Regions from separate parts of the Homo sapiens genome. Here region 2 is linked to region 1. A link is an interaction called in ENCODE POLR2A ChIA-PET data of the cell type or tissue named here. Cell type or tissue: PC-3. All regions are shown on one strand. Links, peaks and the distances in the headings refer to the core of each region. The heading gives the core; the rest is flanking DNA.

Region 1 (2,813 bases), core at 153-2,652:
GCAGATCACCTAAGTTCAGAAGTTTGAACCAGCCTGGCCAACATGGTAAAACCCCATCTCTACTAAAAATACAAAAATTAGCCAGACGCGGTGGCACGCGCCTATAATCCCAGCTACTCGGGAGGCTGAGGCACGAGAATTTTTTTTTTTTTTTTTTGAGACGGAGTCTTGCTCTGTCGCCCAGGCTGGAGTGCAGTGGCGTGATCTCAGCTCACTGCAACCTCCGCCTCCCAGGTTCATGCCATTCTCCTGCCTCAGCCTCCTGAGCAGCTGGGACTACAGGAGCCCACCACCATGCCCAGCTACTTTTTTGTATTTTTAGTAGAGACGGGGGGTTTCACCGTGTTAGCCAGGATGGTCTCGATCTCCTGACCTCGTGATCCACCCGCCTCGGCCTCCCAAAGTGCCGGGATTACAGGCGTGAGCCACCACACCCGGCCGAGGCACAAGAATTGCTTGAACTTGGGAGGTGGAGGTTGCAGTGAGCCAAGATTGCACCACGGCACTCCAACCTGGGTGACGGAAGTCTCGAAAAAAAAATAAAAAAAAATTTTTTTTAAATATATATAAATAAAAAAGTAAAAAATTAGGGCCAGGGGCCAGGCGCGATGGCTCACGCCTGTAATCCCAGCACTTTGGGAGGAGGCCAAGGTGGGCGGATCACCTGAAGTTAGAGGAGTTCAAGACCAGCCTGACCAATATGGTGAAGCCCCGTCTCTACTAAAAAAAAAATACAAAGATTAGCCGGGCATGGTGGCAGGCGCCTGTAGTCCCAGCTACTTGGGAGGCTGAGACAGAAGAATTGCTTGAACCAGAGAGGCGGAGGTTGCAGTGAGCCTAAATCGTGCTACTGCACTCCAGCCTGAGCGACAAAAAACAAACAAACAAACAAACACAAAACAATAGGCCCAGGTACAGTTTGGGCAACAGAGTGAGACTGTGTCTCAAAAAATAATACTAATTTTTCAACACCATAAATACCATTTGATAGGCTAAGAGTTCCTGATAAAGACCACAGTCACCAGTTAAATAAACTGATAGCCTCAGAACAATAACATCAAAGCTGACATCATCTGTGATGACTCACGCAACCTCCATCATCTTTGAGAATCCTATGACATCCTGGCTAGCAACTCTAGGTCTGCCCAGGTGCCTGCAAGGCAGATTCCATAGCAAGGCAAGTTTAGGTATCTCAGGTCTTAGCTAGATCTCTTATTATCTTCTGCTATCAAAGGAGACCCAAGATAGCTGTACGTTTTCTTGGCTTGTTCAAGATGAGAAAGCATCCTAAAACTCTACAACCTGCACTTTGAAAGGATGTCTTCGAGTACAAGTTCAAAATGTTGAGATAGGCTCGGTGCAGTGGCTCGGGTCTGTAATTCCAGCACTTTGGGAGGCTGAAGTGGGCGGATAACGAGGTCAAGAGATCGAGACCATCCTGGCCAGATGCTGGTGATATCCCGTCTCTATTAAAAATACAAAAATTAGCTGGGCATGGTTGCATGGGCATGTAGACCCAGCTACTCGGGAGGCTCAGGCAGGAGAATCGCTTGAACCCGGGAGGCAGAGGTTGGGGTGAGCCGAGATTGCGCCACTGCACTCCAGCCTGATGAGAGTGAGACTCTGTTTAGAAAAAAAAGAAAAAAAATGGCCAGGCGCCTTGGCTGACGCCTGTAATCCCAGCACTTTGGAGACCGAGACAGGCGGATCATGAGGTCAGGAGTTCGAGACCAGCCTGGCCAATATGGTGAAACCCTGTCTCTATTAAAAATACAAAAATTAGGCCGGGCACGGTGGCTCACGCCTGTAATCCCAGCACTCTGGGAGGACAAGGCAGGCAGGAGGATCATCTGAGCTCAAGAGTTTGAGAGATCAGCCTTGGCAACATGGCGAAACCCTGTCTCTGTTTAAAAAAAAAAAAAACATTAAGGCCGGGTGTGGTGGCTCACGCCTGTAATCCCAGCACTTTGAGAGGCTGAGGTGGGCAGATCATGAGGTCAAGAGATTGAGACCATCCTGGCCAGACGCTGGTGAAATCCCGTCTCTACTAAAAATACAAGAATTAGCTGGGCATGGTGGCACGGGCATAGAGACTCAGCTACTCGGGAGGCTGAGGGATGAGAATCGCTTGAACCCGGGAGGCAGAGGTTGGACTGAGCCAAGATCGCGCCACTGCACTCCAGCCTGACGAGAGTGAGACTCTGTTTAGAAAAAAAAGAAAAAAAATGGCCAGGCGCCTTGGCTGACGCCTGTAATCCTAGCACTTTGGAGGCCGAGGCAGGCGGATCATGAGGTCAGGAGTTCGAGACCAGTCTGGCCAATATGGTGAAACCCCGTCTCTATTAAAAATACAAAAATTAGCCGGGCGCGGTGGCTCACGCCTGTAATCCCAGCACTTTGGGAGGCTGAGGTGGGTGGATCACCTGAGGTTGGGAGTTCGAGACCAGCCTGACCAACATGGAGAAACTCCATCTCTACTGAAAGTACAAAAATTAGCTGGGCATGGTGGCGCATGTTTGTAATCCCAGCTACTCAGGAGGCTGAGGTAGGAGAATCGCTTGAACCTGGGAGGTGGAGGTTGCAGTGAGCCAAGATTGCGCCATTGCACTCCAGCCTAGGCAACAAGAGCGAAACTCTGTCTCAAAAAAAAAAAAAAAAGAAATTAGCCAGATGTGGTGGCAGGCGCCTGTAGTCCCAGCTACTTGGGAGGCTGAGGCAGGAGAATTGCTTGAACCGAGGAGGCGGAGGTTGCAGTGAGCTGAGATCATGCCATTGCACTCCATTCCGGGTGGCAGAGCAGGACTCTGTCTCAA
Region 2 (2,813 bases), core at 199-2,698, 240 kb after region 1:
TCAACCTGCTGGGCTCAAGTGATCCTCCCACCTCAGCCTCCCAACTAGCTGGGACTACAGGTGCGCACCACCACATGTGGCTAATTTTTACATTTTTTTTTTTTTGTAGAGAAAGGGTCTCCCTGTGTTGCCCGGGCTAGTCTCAAACCCCTGGGGCTCAAGTGACCCTCCTGCCTCAGCCTCCCAAAGCGGTGGGATTACAGGTATAAGCCACCGAGCCAAGCCTAAATATGCTTCTGCGTACCACATTCCATTTTACAATGTTGAGCCTCTCCTCTTTCTTCTGAGATAAACATCAGAATCACTCTAGACACTTGGGTTTTTTTGTTGTTGTTGTTTATTGTTTGTTTTTTGAGACAGTCTCGCTCTGTTGCTCAGGCTGGAGTGCAGTGGTGCAATCTTGGCTCACTGCAACCTCCGCCTCCCGAGTTCAAGCAATTCCCATGCCTCAGCCTCCCAAATAGCTGGGAGTACAGGCGCGCGCCACCACGCCCGGCTAATTTTTTTGTATGTTTAGTAGAGAGGAGGTTTCACCATGTTGGCCAGGTTGGTCTCGAACTCCTGACCTCGAGTGATCCACCCACCTCAGACTCCCAAAGCGCTGGGGTTACAGGCATGAGCCACCATGCCCAGCCCAGTTTAGACACTTTAAAATATATAGATACCTGAGCCCCATCCCAGATCTATAGAAAACCAAAAAACAACAAGAAATAACTCCCAGGTTTTAGGAAAGGCAGACATAACAACTTCAGAAAAGTTCCCTAGGTGATTATGATTGCATGCCACTGATTTATATCTATCAAAATTACAAATGCAAATGCACTGATCCAGCAATTCTACCTCTAGGAACCTATCCTTATCCTTCAGATAATACGTACAAGTACAAAATGACGTTAACTATAATGTTATTCATTACAGCACAGCTTGTAATAGCAAAGTCATGGAATAGAGACTGGTGAAATAAATTATGATAGTCCATTTAATGAAATAATGCTATGAGACAATTACAAAGAGTAAGTAAACTGTAAAATGTTATTTAAAAAAGAAAGCTGTCCAATATATTGTTAATAAAGCAAGGTACAGAACAGTTTGTAAAAGAGAGAGATAAATGATCTATAATAAATCTATATCTTTGCTTATCAGACAAAAAACGTCACTTGCAGGATGCACAATAATAGTGGTCTTGAGGAGGTGAGGGGAAGTAGGTGGTAGAGGGTGATTATGGGAAGGAAACTACTGTATACTTTTAAATGCTGGTAGTTATTATTACCTTTCCTATTGTCATTTCTATGTCACTGGTGTCTCTATCACCCAGGGCAAGACCTAAAACAGTTTATTTTTTAAATTTTGAAACTATGTGACTGTATTATTTATTTTAAACATATATTTCTAAATAAAAAATTATATATATTTCTAATTTCACCTCCCTTCCTCCCTCTCAGCCTCCCCAAATTGACCTGATACAATTGTTTCTTAAGATCTTGGTGTCTTTCTAGCCTTTTAAAAAATTGTATATAACACTGTACTCATAACTATATTGCAATCTATGTTTTAATTTAACATAAACATTTTCATATGCTATATGTTACAGCCATAAAAACAATCCATACTATTATAAATATTTGACTAGATTAATACCTCAGGGAAATGTGACTTCTCTCTAAACTCCTGCAGAGTTTTGATGATAAAACTGATACGGCATTTATGACATACATACTCATTTTTAAAAAAAATTATTGCCAGTCTTGTTCCAGAGATAATGTAAGATGGTTCTGCCTTGTACTACTGTGTGAATTATTAAAGACAAAAGCAGTATGATCCCACTCAGTCAAGCATTGTGCTAGATAGGTGTGCAACAAATATTTTAAGTGAATAGTATCTGCTTAGATTCTGTTCATTTAAAATATTTAGAAATGGGCCTGGCACAGTGGCTCATGCCTGTAATCCCAGCACTTTGGGAGGCCAAGGCCAGGGGATCACTTGAGGTCAGGAGTTTGAGAACAGTCTGGCCAACATGGCAAAACCCTGTCTCTACTAAAAACGCAAAAAGTAGTCAGGCATGGTGGTGTGCGCCTGTAATCCCAGCTACTCAGGAGGCTGAGGTAGGAGAATCACTTGAACCCAGGAGGCAGAGGGTGCAGTGAGCTGAGATTGTGCCATTGCACTCCAACCTGGGTGACAGAGCAAGACTCTGTCACCCCCCCAAAAAAAAAAATTTTTTTAGAAATGTTCCATTATCGGCCGGGCGTGGGGGCTCATGCCTATAATCCCAGCACTTTGGCAGGCCAAGGTGGGTGGATCACGAGGTCAGGAGATCGAGACCATCCTGGCCAACATGGTGAAACCGTCTCTACTAAAAATACAAAAATTAGCTGGGTGTGGTGGCAAGTGCCTGTAATCCCAGCTACTCAGGAGGCTGAGTTTCACCTGAACCTGGGAGGTGGAGGGTGCAGTAAGCCGAGATCGTGTCACTGCACTCCAGTCTGGCAATAGAGCGAGACTCTATTAAAAAAAAAAAAAAGTTCCATTATGTCTACTGTTTTGCCCAAGGCAACGAAGTGATTAAAAGATTCCATGACACCTGCTTATGTGGCCATAGAGCCATTTTCTCTGAGTTTCCTAATTCTTTACGAGTCCCATCACCCAAAGTAATGGCAACATCCTCAGGGCCCTTACGACTTTAAGAAGCCAAATATCCACAATGTTACCAACTTCACTCTGAACACTTCATATGGTTTAAAAAAGCATTTTATATAAAAGGCTAATTCCATTATGTCAGCAGATAGTCCACATCCATACTACTTTGATGATCT

Evidence for each region. ChIA-PET counts read pairs that join two places held together with the same protein. Peaks named below come from ENCODE experiments on the same cell type or tissue, not always from the same donor. Only the 100,000 strongest peaks of a DNase experiment are listed, where the experiment ranks them.
Region 2: POLR2A ChIA-PET joins it to region 1 with 11 read pairs; 3 of 35 experiments call an interaction of 5 or more read pairs at or near these places.

What each region holds. Positions count from the first base shown.
Region 1 is chr9:34,078,282-34,081,094 of GRCh38, forward strand. No RefSeq gene overlaps it. Among named protein-coding and RNA genes, the nearest start is that of UBAP2, 31 kb to the left of the region's middle. In PC-3, for the core only: no CTCF peak of the experiment used is centred there; a DNase peak (open chromatin) is centred at 1,100.
Region 2 is chr9:34,313,831-34,316,643 of GRCh38, forward strand. All of the region lies in intron 1 of KIF24 (kinesin family member 24), which reads right to left. Among named protein-coding and RNA genes, the nearest start is that of KIF24, 14 kb to the right of the region's middle. In PC-3, for the core only: no CTCF peak of the experiment used is centred there; no DNase peak of the experiment used is centred there.